2 separate regions of the Homo sapiens genome follow, and region 2 is linked to region 1. Evidence: chromatin loops called from intact Hi-C (ENCODE). Cell type or tissue: Calu3. All regions are shown on one strand. Each heading gives the region's core, and the rest is flanking DNA. Links, peaks and the distances in the headings are about the cores only.

Region 1 (6,523 bases), core at 1,338-5,337:
ATATGGAAAGTAGAAAAAAAAATCCTCAAAGGTATAAACATTCTGGGATTCCATGATCAAATGCAGGGTTTGGTAAACACTTCCTATAATGGCCAGACAGCAAAGACCACTAGGCTTTGCAGGCCACTTAGTTCTCTTGCAACTGTTCAACTCTGCCCTTGTAGCACAAAAGCCATCAAAAGCAAGACTCAAACAAATTGGCACAGGGGTCAACTATGTTTCTATAAAATTTCTGTTTACAAAAACAGACAGTAGGGTGGTTTTGGCTCCAGAGGTTGTAGTTTGTGGACTCCTGCTCTACTCTAATACACATTATTTCACTTGTTTGCAGAGGTTGGCAAACTTCTTTTTGAAGGACTAGATAGTAAATATTTTAGGCTTGAAGGCTGGAAGACCTCAGTCACAACTACTCAACCTAAAAGGTGCAAAGGGAATACATAAATGAATGAGCTAGGCTGTGTTCCAATAAAACTTTACTTACAAAAAGAGGTTTGTAGTTTGCCAACCCCCAGTTTAGAGAAATGTGTGGGCTAAACTACACTTAAAGTTAAAATTACCTTATTGCATCTGACTCTCTGAATTCAAATCATATTTAGGGGGAGAGTTAAAAATGTATGGCTTTAGAATCCAGAAAAACTGGACTTGAATTGTGGGAATCACCACTCACTGTGTTATATAGCACAGGAAAAGTTACTCTGGGCTACTCATATCCGCATCTTGCTTTTATCTTTGGTGATATTCATGATATTCTCTTTTTTTCAGACAGAGTCTCACTCTGTTGCCCAGGCTGGAGTACACTGGCGAGATGTCGGCTCACTGCAACCTCCGCCTCCCAGGTTCAAGCGATTCTCCTGCCTCAGCCTCCCAAGTAGCTGCGACTACAGGCATGTGCTACCAGGCCTGGCTAATTTTTGTATTTTTAGTAGAGATAGGGTTTCACCATGTTGGCCAGGCTGGTCTCAAACTCCTGACCTGAGGTGATCTGCTTCCTTCAGCCTCCCAAAGTGCTGGGATTACAGGTGTGAGCCACTGTACCCAGCTGGTTGTTCATGATATTCTGGATCCCATATGTCTGCTTCTAGTGAAGAATGGCTTCACTAGCATGAGTTCAGTTCCCAACTACTCAAGTCCCTGCTAAAACCCTACTCAATATGATGACCATGGAAACAAAGACCCAGGACATTGTTGGGCAGCAATATGAGAGGGTGTGTTGTGTGAAAAGGTTAATAAAATTAACTTCATACTAAACTATGTAAAACTTCTACTTTGGTAGATCGAAACAGTGTAACATGGTAACTTTATAGGATGCAACCTAAACTCCATAAAGTTGTATTATGTACTTCTCTCTGGCACTGGCTCTTGATCCTATTCTCTTCTCCTTGGTTGCATGCTGGTAAGGCAGGCCAGGTAGGGTTAGGCCGATGCTCCCTCCCACCTCTGCTGTTTGAGGAAGCAGTCTGACAATGTTTCCAGAGTTCTTAAGAGCTACTTTATAGATATTGACACACATACACAAACAAAATGCTACACACAGGAAGACATTCACTGCAGTATAACACAAGTTAAAAATAAAAACAATAGAATGTCCTAGAAAATGCCCAAATTTAAAAAGTATTAGGTAAACAATTTATTCAAAGGAATAATGTGTAACATTGTATATGATAAACCTGAGTTCTATAGGAAAGGGGTGAGCAAACTAAAATTGGAGAAGACTGCCTATTTCTATAAATATAGTTTTACTGGAGAACAGCATGCCCATTCATTTATACATTGTCTATGGCTACTTTTGTGCCACAATGGCAGAGATTTCATACTTTATAAATATTGTACAGATTACTCATAAATCTTACAGGTTCAAGAGAACACAGAAATGATATAGTCTTGGGGGACAAAAAAAAGACCTAAGGAAGTGGTGGAACTAGAACTAAGCATCCTACCCAATGCCATCCTCCACTTCTTCCTACAATTTGTCTTCTCACGAAGAGCCAGAGAGGTAAACAATTACTAAAATCACTGACGGGAGATACCCAGAAATGACAGAAAAGGCTTTTTTTTAAACCCAAAGGGCTTCCACCTATATTATTTGAGCCTCACGATAATCTCTTTGGGATAAAATTTCTTTCTAATGAAGAAAAGGTGACTCTGCAAAATTAAATGGAGAGGAAAGGATTCAAATACAGGTTTACATGTTACAAAGGTCATTGCTTTATCCATTGTATTCTCTAAAAAAAAAAAGGTGCAGAGAATTAACTGACTCATGAGTCACGTTCAAATTGTTGCCCAAGGCCTTTAAAGGGCTGCCTAAAATTTCTAGCAGTCCTCATAGGTGTTCTCCCATTCTTCAGGTACCTATGTTGCCTTGGCTCTTTCAGTCTTTTTACCATGCCTGCCTAGGGTTTTTGACGCAGAACAGAAAGAAAGAATAATGCCTTCAGGCCTAGACTGCCTAGACTGCTCTGCCACTGATTGGCTGTGTGATCCTGAGCAAGTCACGTTCCTCTCTGTACTTTCAGTTTCCTCATCTTTAAAACAGGAGCAATGGCCAGGTACAGTGGCTCATGCCTTTAATCCCAGCACTTTGGAACGCCGAGGTTGGGGGAATCACTTGAGGCCAGGTGTTTTGAGGTTACAGTGAGCAATGATCCAGCCACTGAACTCCGGCCTGGATGACAGAATCAGATCCATTCTCTAAATAAATAAATAAATAAATAAATAAATGAAGCAGGGATGATAATTACAGACTATATCTCATGGGCTGTGTTTTATGTATACTAACTCATTTATTTTTCACGATAGTCTATCAGGTTGTTCTTTCCACAAAAACATAACTATGACAATAGGATTTTTGTTTATTCAGTACCTAGAAAACTATCTGGCACTAGGAAGTAATTAACTACTAAATGAGTGAATAAATGAATAACAGAAGAGGAAGAACAACAAATGTCAAGTCCTATTTCAACAGTTAACAAGGCACTGAGAATAGGTAAGTTTATAATTAACAGAGGTGTGGTGATGCCAATATATCACAATGTCTGACAGTCCAAATCACAGTATTACTTCAGAAGTGCAAATGTTCCTCTCCAAAGCTGCTTCCCTATTTGTAATTTTAGGTTGACCTAGAAGTTCCAAAAATTTCCCTTCAAGCTTTCTAATTGCAAATCCTTATATCTGTGGTTGTCTTAATTTTTTTTTTTTTTCAAGATGGAGTCTTGTTCTGTCACCCAGGCTGGAGTGCAGTGGCGCGATCTCAGCTCACTGCAACCTCCGTCTTCCGGGTTCAAGCAATTCTCCTGCCTCAGCCGCCTGAGTAGCTGGGATTACAGGCATGCGTCACCACGCCCGGCTAATTTTTGTATTTTTAGTAGAGACAGGGTTTCGCCATGTTGGCCAGGCTGGTCTTGAACTCCTGACCTCAGGTGATCCGTCTGCCTCGGCCTCCCAAAGTGCTGGGATTACAGGCATGATCCACCACGGCCAGCCTTCTTATTTAATATTCATAAAGCCAGTAATTCTTAATAGACACACTATTTATATGAGTAATCCTAAAAAACTACAACTTTGTTTTTGTTGTTATAACTTAAACCCTACACATTCCATTAAATTGATGGAATTATTTTCCCTTTTAAAATTTTATTTTATACTATTCTTACAATCTGAAATAATGTATCAATTTTAGAACCTGAAATTATTCTGTAAAAGTACAGAGCTGCAATGCCACTCTGCACGACAACAACTTAGTAAAAGAGAGGCATTTACCAGCGGGGAAGCCAAGTACGCAGTACCTTAAGGGGGACCATCCACTGTACCCCTGTGATTTTCTTGATTTGAATGTTTTCGGGGTATGTCATTTTTTCCTGTGAAATACTTCTTTTGTGATTTCTGACGTTGTATCACCAATTAAGAAGTTGAAGTTTTGACCCCGCTATCCAGCTTGAAATGCAGCCAAAAAATTTTTCTGAGTTTTCACTTATATAAACATCAGTCTCTGAAGACTGCCTTGCACAGATGAGATAATTTAAGTTTCCATTCATTTATGCTAATTTCTACTGCAACAAATAGATAATTTCCTAAAATATGAAGATCAAGCCCTAGTATTTAAGTTTAAAAAACTATTATGATTCAATAACTATCCATTTGCTTCTTCAATATTACCATTAAGTTGCCACACATTCTCAAAATATCCCTTCTTCAATTTCCCACTCATTTTATCAGCTATCCAATTAGATATACCTAGTCATAGGGAAATTTTGGAATTGAAGTTATTTTTGGGAACTGAAGTTATTTATCTTGGATCTTTTACTTGACTGCTTTTTGACACTGAGGAGAGGGAAAAAAAAATTCCTTAAACCTGTTCTACTGTTTTCTTGATTAATAATATACTTAGCCAATGTCTGAATACTTACTTTACATAACAAACTTGGCTAGAAGACAGAGGCAGTTTAGTAAAGTGGACTCCGCCCTTTAAATCCAGTCTGTCACTTATCATTTACGTAACCTTGAGCAAGTCAAAACTAGTGAGCCTCAGTTACTTTATCTGAAAGTAGGAATGATATCTATAATTGATACTACTTTACTGGACTGCTATGAAAGATATAGATGAAATTGAAGTTGGAAGAGTTAAAAAGTTATACAACATTAAACAAGTGACTATACTAACATTACCATCATTACCATGAAGGATACTTCATCCATGCCTTCATAGAACTTATATTCTATCCAAAACTGCCAACTGGGCAGCTGACACTGGGACCTATCCTTTCAACCAGTGGTTTCCAGCGGAACATTGGAAACAAAGTATTGTAACTCCCATATATATTTCTAACATAAAAATACAATTGGCCAGGCGCAGTGGCTCATGCCTGTAATCCCAACACTTTAGGAGGCTGAGGCGGGTGGATCACCTGAAGTCGGGATTTTGAGAGCAGCCTCACCAACATGGTGAAACCTTGTCTCTACTAATAATACAAAAATTAGCCTGGCATAGTGGCACACGCCTGTAATCCCAGCTACTTGGGAGGATGAGGCAGAAGAATCCTTTGAACCTGGGAGGTGGAGATTGCAGTGAGCTGCAACCATGTGCCATTGCACCCCAGCCTTGGCAAAAAGAGGGAAACACCGGCTCAAAAATAAATAAATAAATAAATAAACTAATTAAATTGAAAACTTCCACTATTATTTAATATATGAAACAACATTGGTGTGCCCATCAGATCTAATATCAGATGTTCATCTGTTATGTACAGTGTGCTAGTAAGTCCCTATAAGATAGTTAAGGCACAGCATATTCCCTTTTTCACATCTGCCTGCTTAAACTGACTTGAGCATCTTATCTGAATTAATCAGGCTAACACTCATAAAATGAACAAGTAGTTTAAAATATACTTGCAAAGAAACAAGGATTTGCAAATACTAATGATGCAAACATAAGAAAATGGCAGTTTTTTTATAATTACCCTATTCTGACTTCTGTCAAACATGTTGACAGAAGTTTTTAAAAACAGATGTTTTGAAATGGTTCCATCACTATAATATTTTTTTTAGTCCTAGACATCAATAAAGCAAATGTTTCAGTTAAAATTTGTCTATTAAAATTGTCATCCCTAATACCAATTGATAATTATTCTAAATCCTTCTAAAGCTGTGACACTTTCATACTTTTAACAAAAATGTGTCAAAATCTACTGAAATTCTTTAAGATTTTAAAACACATCAGAAAATTTTGTTTCCAAATGTTGAAAATTTACAGTCATGAAAATTATCAGTAACAGGGACTCTAACATTACTTTTGGCAACAAAATCATAATAATGAAGAATATTTTACATTATTTTCAAATGATATCTTCTTAAAATATATTTTGGGTAGGGCACAATTTTATGACATTAATAAAGTATTTAATCGCTTAATATTTCACATTTTATAACAAATGTAGTACAGTGATACATGTATATATAATTTTCAAAATGTACCTATAGATAATTTAGAATACATAATAAAAAATTTAGACATCCAAGTCTAATCCATCAAGATGATTTGTAATTTTGAAAAGAGTACTTTGCATGGAGTTGAATGATTTGATGATTAACCAAATATGGAAATATTATATTCCAGCAACATTAAAAAACAAAAAATGTTTCCATTTTTGCCCTTTGTTTACTGTAGAAATCTATATACGTACAATTACCTCCATTTGCTGTCAGAAAGGAACCAGGCAAATTTTACTGAATTGGTATTTTGCCAAATCCATCAGAGTGTCACATCTTTCCTCAGAAAGAAACCAACTTCCCTATGTCAGTTCCAAGGAATAGCTATAGTTTTCTGCCTATTAACTGGACTGAACCATGCATTTAAAAAGTCGAATTGTAATAAAATGCAAAACTGCCAGGAAATAGTTACAGTGGTTACAGCCAAGCAACTTCCAGCATTTTACTGAAGGAACTGGAAGTTTACATGTGAAAATGGAGGGTCATAAATCTGTTTATTTCCAGTGCTGAAAGGACATTACATTAAAACCAAAATACACAC
Region 2 (6,523 bases), core at 1,221-5,220, 190 kb after region 1:
TCTTATGTCCAACATACAATGTATTCAATGGAGTGGCAAAAGTTATAGAAATACAGAGAAAAATATATCTTGTCCTTTTCTAATTGGATAAATCATTTTTATTATTACAGTTGATTATGATAGCATGTGGAAGTATCAGATGGCAATTTACTTGCATTAAATTTAATTTCTGATGAAGTTTTTTATAAGGTAGTGTGCTTTTTAAGAGATATGTTACTAAAAAAATAGAAAATGAATTTGACCATGAACAAAGTTTAAACATGTTCTTCAACTGGTCTAGAGTGAAACGTATTGTACTTGAGAATAAAATGAAAATCAACATAAGGATTTTATAAAACAAATTTTAAAATGTAGAGCATATCAAGAAAGGTTTTTAATACCTAAGAAGTCAAGATAGGAATCCTCAGGTGAATGCCATCCTTTTGATGAGGATCCAAAGGGTATTAACACCTCAAAAGATTTCCATTTGTTTTTCAGATAGAGGCAGACATTTGCTTTTAATGAAACCATGAAACTTAGCTAGATTTCACTTACATTTTAAAAGCCTCGGTGTAATATTTGGGATCAGGGTGCTGTGATGATGTTATTTTCAAATCTAGCATGGGAGGTTCGATTTCTTTTAAATTAATACTTTAGTACATTAATGTTAGCTTTTAATGTTTTGTATTGGGAGGTTTGACTTAAAGTTGCAAGTAAGAACAAATAGCAGAAAAGAAAACTCAAGCAGAATATTTATTAGAATTTTTTAAAGTGAAGAATGATAAATTATGCCAATGGACTGACTTCTATTTCTCAGTTTATTTTCTGTTAAGTAGATGTGAAATAAAAAAAAATACTTACCAAAGTAAGGATATTGAGCTAAAAGAAAAAGTTTTATTTATTATTCTCTCTGCCAAAATATACTTCTGCCTCACAGCACATATTTTTCATAAGGCTATCTTAAGTATAAGGCTGGGTCAACTGAACTTTAAATTTATAGGACACCTCCTCCATTTATTACTATCCTTATTTAAAAATCAAAACATTTGGTACCTGAGGATAGCTGCAATGGGAGGAAGAAAGAGATGACAGTGGATTCAGGTCTTGAACTATGAATTCTACCTATTTGAGACTATCAAAGCACACTTGTTTCTGTTATACTCTAAATCTCTTTTCTGTAGTTTTAAAAAGTGACAGTATGAAGTGCACAAAATCATATTAATCATTATTTTAAAAAAGAAAATAAGAATTGCTTTGCCTCTTTTTGGAATGGCTAAGAAAGACTGTGTGGTTAATATTCATTAAGGTTCCTCTTTTTTAGTATTTTGTATTGCTTTGAAAAATCTACATTTGTCATAGTTCATAGCTGCCCTGTTTAAGCAGCCAAGAATAGTTAAAATCACTGCTCACTGGCATAGCTAAATCTCCACTAAGCTGACTTGACACAGTTAAAATTTTCAGTGTATTAAGATTGTGTTAATCCTTTCAACAACAGTCTCTCAAATCATGACAATGTCTTCATGGGGTCTATGGACCACTCTTCCAGTGGTGGGACTCGAAAAGAACAAAGGAGCTCTTTGTGCATCAGGTTCTCAAAATAAAGGAATGAAGAAGCCCCAATGCATATTTTAATATTTTAGTTGGCAATGCAAACGCAACAGCATTCCTAAAGAGTGGCCATGTTTCTTGAAAGAGATAGCCAGGCTGGAGCTCAAGAATGATTTTTATAAAGAGAATTTCCAGCTACAATGCACCCCAGTGAGGGAATTACAAAACAGTATTCCAGAAAATATTTTTTTTGCTACTCCAGTATTGATTGGCAACATGGTGAAATAGTCAAGAAATCTTCCACTGGTTTTCTTGGTTAATGGAGGTGAATCTGAAATAAGTAGGTGGAATCCCCGATGCAGGCTTTTGGAAGAGTATTTCACAACCCAATTGGAGAGGAAAATCTCTGGTAGAAGCCCTACGTAGTACATTAGCGCAGCACTCACTATCCAGTAGTGTGTTATGCATGGGACACATTCACAACGCCTCCGTAAATACTGGACCCAAGTTACTGCTTTTCAAGGTCTTTACAGGAAAGAAAAAACAAAAAGAAAGAAAAAAGAAAGAAAAAAGTTGATGTTTTGGTCCCAGATTTTGAGTTTGTTAGAAAATGTACATTCATGTTTGGTGAATCAAAGACTCTTCTGGGAAAAGAATTAAAGTAAACAAATAAAACTTTTTACAGTTGCTTATTAACTATGCTCTTCACCCTCCGTTACGCTGTTTCACACGCACTGCTTCCCTAGAGCAAAGCACTTGGTATGGAACTGTTTGAAGAGACGCCTTGTCAGCCCTCAAAGATATCAGCCGTGTTTCTTAAAAGCCCATGTTTTCTAAGGCCACTAGAAGAAAATCTGCCAAAAGATTTGTCGTCGGTTTCTTCGTCGGTTGTCATGAGATAGCACTACTGATCTCGTGTTTCCATTAAGGGGTGCCCTTGGCATCTTCCCCCTGGGCCGTAACCAGGCGACTATGCTTGCCATTGTGTGTGTGTGAACACGGGGGGCTCCGCTCCGCACGCGCAGGCCGGCGTGCTTTCCAGGGACATTCACAACGACGAGGAGCTCTGAGTGTAATCTCTTATGATAAGAGTGTCATATTTGGGAGACGACGGGATACAGAGGGCCGACTCGGACACTGGCGAGTTGGGGGTTGTGCTCCCCGAGTCCACCGAGTCTCTGAAGGGGGACGGCGGGGTGAGAGCCACCAGCTCCTCCAGGTCTGGCTTGGCGGCCGCAGCCTCGGGACCGGCCGCGGGGCTCTCCCGGGCCGCGTCCCCAGCCGCCTGCGCCCCTGCCGCGGGCTGCGCGCCTCCCGTGACTTCGATGGCCGGCAGAGGCTGGATTTCGGCAAAGGTCGTCATGGTCGTGGGCAACTGGATCTCTTTGGGGATCAGGTAGGACGAGCAGAGCGGGGCGCCGACGCCGGGGCTGGGGGCCGCGGTGGACAGCATCATGGAGTTGAGCTCGCTGATGTTGGCCGTGAAGCGGGTGACCACACTGCTGATCTGCTCCATGAGGGAGCCCTGCGAGGAGCTGCTGCGCGCCACAGGCTCCGAGTGCAGCGACGGCACATCGTCGTCCGTGCGGCTGGCCGAGCCCGCGCGGTGGCTCAGCGTGCTGATGGGCGACGGTGAGCGCGGCCGCGCGGGCGCCGGGAAGTGCTCCTCAGCCTCGGCCACATCATACAGCGCCTTGGGGCCGGCGTCTGGGGACTCGGGCCCGCCTGGGCCGGCGCCTGCGCAGCCCGCACCGCCCGTGGCCCCCACGCCCCCAGCGCTCCCGCCTGCGCCAGCGCCAGCGCCCAGGCCACGGCTCTCCGTGCTCTTGGGGAAGGGCTTGATGACGGCCGTTTGGTTGGGGTTTTCTTTCTTGTTGATGTGGATGGACAGGCGCTGCCACAGGTGCTGCCCCCGGCTGCTCTTCTCATTCTGGGCCCACGTGACGGATTTTCCATTGGAACTGAGGAGAGAAGGGAGAGGAAAGGTGACTCAGCGAGGTGCCCAGGGGGCTTGGATGCCGCTTCCCCAATGGTGGTTGCTCATGGGCCCCGGACTGGGGAGGACTTTTCTCATTCTTTCAGGAAACACAGCATCAAAAGGACATCATGGAAAGAGACCTTGGAAGTGGCTTTCCTTTGCTTGTTTTGAGTTAAAGACTGCTTTCTATATCAGGGCTTCAGTTTATCATAATCGTGAAAATGTGTCAAAGGGGATGCTTGTCAGGATGAAGGAGTGTTTATTAGGATTCTGCGGGAGTTCTGAGCCCACCTGTGAGTGCAGCAGCACACAGATGCAAGGGCTTGCAGTGTCCCGGCTGTGTGCACAAGTGCCTGGTACAGGACAGGGGCTTCCTAGAGTTAGTGGCCTCTGAAGGAAAACATTACCACTAGGACCCAAACTCACCAACAATCATCAGAGAGGAGGGAAGGGGTAAGAGAGTCAGGGATTACCAGGAGGTAGTCAGTGGTTCCAGTTCCGCCTTTATTCTGGAAGTTGGTATATATATAACTAGGGTTTTCTGTCTGAACCCCTGATTTTGAACATAGTGTTACTTAGGCTGCCTTACCTGCTGGAAAATAAAAATTTAATGAACACACATTTCTAATGAGAGCTTCTTTACTTCACAGAAATTCACCTCACAAATGTATTTTGAGTTCTGTACTTGAATAACAGTTCAATGAGTGAGAGTGCTGTATAATGCCTTCGGCACTTAGCAGAGTGATCTCAAATTAGGATCCTGGTGAATATTGAGGGACTGACAAGTTTTTTGAAGGCCTTTCTCTCTCTTTCTCCTTTGCACTTCCACCATGGGGTCTGAAAGCCACTCTCAAGATGTGATTGGTGCCTCAGCCTCAGCGCCCTAGTACCTCTCCTTACCACTAAAAGCTGACACAATAGCTTCTGAAGCTGCAGACGTTCTTTCAGAAACTTTACAAAGGTCAGAGAATGTGGCCTGACACTCAAGATTTTTTTTTTATTTTTTGTTTTTTAGACGGAGTTTTGCTCTTGTTGCCCAGGCTGAAGTGCAGTGGCGCCATCTCAGCTCACTGCACCCTCGGCCTCTGGGATTCAAGCGAATCTCCTGCCTCAGCTTCCTGAGAAGCTGGGATTGTAGGCATGCGCCACCACGCCCAGCTAATTTTGTATTTTTAGTAGATACGGGGTTTCACCATGTTGGTAAGACTGTTCTAGAACTGCTGACCTCAAGTGATCAACCTGCCTCAGCCTCCTAAAGTGTTGGGATTACAGGCGTGAGCCACTGCGTCTGGCCAGGAATGTTATATGAAGAGATTCTGGTGTAGTTTCCCATCACAAAGTAATCCAAGATCTCTGTTACTAGGGGGTCTGTTATTTTCAGTCAAGACAGCTCTGTTCTAGGGGCTGTGACCAACAGATAGCCTTGAGCAGCCTGACTACAAAAGAAGTTGAAGACTACAGTTTTATCATCACAGCCTATGGTTATTAAACTAAATTCTGTGTAAGACTCATCTAGGGCATTTGTCAAAGATATAAGATGTGACCCCAGGAGAGTCTGATTGTCTGGATTGGCTTCCAAGGATCTATGCTTTTGACAAGCATTCTGTTCTTCTGCTCCCAAAGTAAATCTGAAGCACTTTGTTTCTCAGATTCTTTCACAATCTGAGAAACTCTGGCAGAAAGCCATCCTTTTCTTCTAAATCCCCATCACTCCCCTTGGGCCCCCTTGCTGGAGGGCTGGCTTGCCTTTGAGGGGCTGGGGCGTGTACCTCATTTGGAATCCACCAGCCTTGAGGCTGCCTGACTGGCCCTGCAGGATCCACTCTGTCTGAGAAACCCACTCCCTTGGTAACAGACTGCCATTTCTGCATCCCCTTTAATGACATGCTTTTTGCCTCTTTCCACACTGCTTCCCATTTCTTTATCTGTTCCTTTCTACTTCATGGTCTTTCTTTCTCCGCTCTTTCCTGTGAAATTTCTTTCCATGTAATCTACCCAATATATTGTAGTCTCATGTCCTTCAGAATCCTGGAATATGAGCTTCTTCCACCCCACTCTGCCCTTCCTGGAAAGGATGAATGAACCATTTTCAGGTTTGGAGGTTGCTGTGCATCCATAGTAGCAGAGGGGGCACTGCCAAACAGTTGGTGTTCCTTTCTAGTAGTTTCAGGATTTATTTTTCAATTTTGCATTAGCCTGACTTACGTGTATTACAATTCTTTTTCCCAGGTGTCCACTAGCTTCTGGAACATGGCAGAGAAGAAATGGGCCAGTTTATTTACGAGATTTGATTGGGAGGATGGTTGCCAACTACACCCTTTCTCCTATCAGAAGGATAAGAAACAGGTGTTTCGAAAGGTACAAGTATTATTTCAGGTCACTAAGTCCCCTTTTAATACAAAGCATGGACTTGAAATCAGGAGACTAATTGGATTTATTCCACCAACTTTTACCTTAGGGACACTCTTGCTCCTAGTACAGAGAGGTTTTGCAAACACTAGCTTTTAAAAAGTTTCTCTCTCTCTCTCTCGAATGCCTTTAGTTGAACATGATGGAACATAACTTTGGATGTTAGCAGTAACAGTCTTTGGAATCACCTGTAGCCATGCCCCAAAACATGATAGCATGTTGCAAAACCTCTAGGTGAGTGTGTGATGAGGAAACCATCCTAATCAACCAATTCTGTACAAAGTATTGACATCTTTTTCCTGGCTGTGCCTTTGGTTACAGTGCCCATGGCCATAAGGGAGAAAGAGCACCAGACCATCTGAATAACGTGAAAGTGGACACAGGAAACACCAGACACCCAGAGAAATGGAGTCCAAATGTGAGTACTTCATTTCATTCTTTTGAACATGAAAGCTTTTTTTTCCCTGAAGTAAATGAGAACTCTTAAGAAAAAAAACAAAAGAAACTCCCTACTCACGACATTATTCTGTTTATTAGTAGAAAGTACATTCTATGAAGACACAGATCTTATCTATCTTTTTCAGTGACACTCAGCATGATCTTAATAAG

What was found. A loop is a pair of places that touch in the nucleus more often than their neighbours do. Peaks named below come from ENCODE experiments on the same cell type or tissue, not always from the same donor. Only the 100,000 strongest peaks of a DNase experiment are listed, where the experiment ranks them.
Region 2: a loop joins it to region 1, with 3 times the contacts of the local background. A loop is called at or near these places in 1 of 110 quality-filtered maps.

What each region holds. Positions count from the first base shown.
Region 1 is chr11:88,313,787-88,320,309 of GRCh38, forward strand. The region is part of intron 2 of CTSC (cathepsin C); the gene reads right to left. Among named protein-coding and RNA genes, the nearest start is that of CTSC, 21 kb to the right of the region's middle. In Calu3, for the core only: no CTCF peak of the experiment used is centred there; a DNase peak (open chromatin) is centred at 3,285.
Region 2 is chr11:88,506,017-88,512,539 of GRCh38, forward strand. GRM5 (glutamate metabotropic receptor 5) reads right to left here. Exons shown (of 10, transcript NM_001143831.3): 10 at 1-3,488. The coding sequence ends at 2,576. GRM5-AS1 (GRM5 antisense RNA 1) reads left to right here. Exons shown (of 6, transcript NR_049724.1): 1 at 1-2,923; 2 at 5,735-5,863; 3 at 6,048-6,148; 4 at 6,236-6,332. Among named protein-coding and RNA genes, the nearest start is that of GRM5-AS1, 4.7 kb to the left of the region's middle. RefSeq lists a silencer at 3,237-3,346. In Calu3, for the core only: no CTCF peak of the experiment used is centred there; a DNase peak (open chromatin) is centred at 3,355.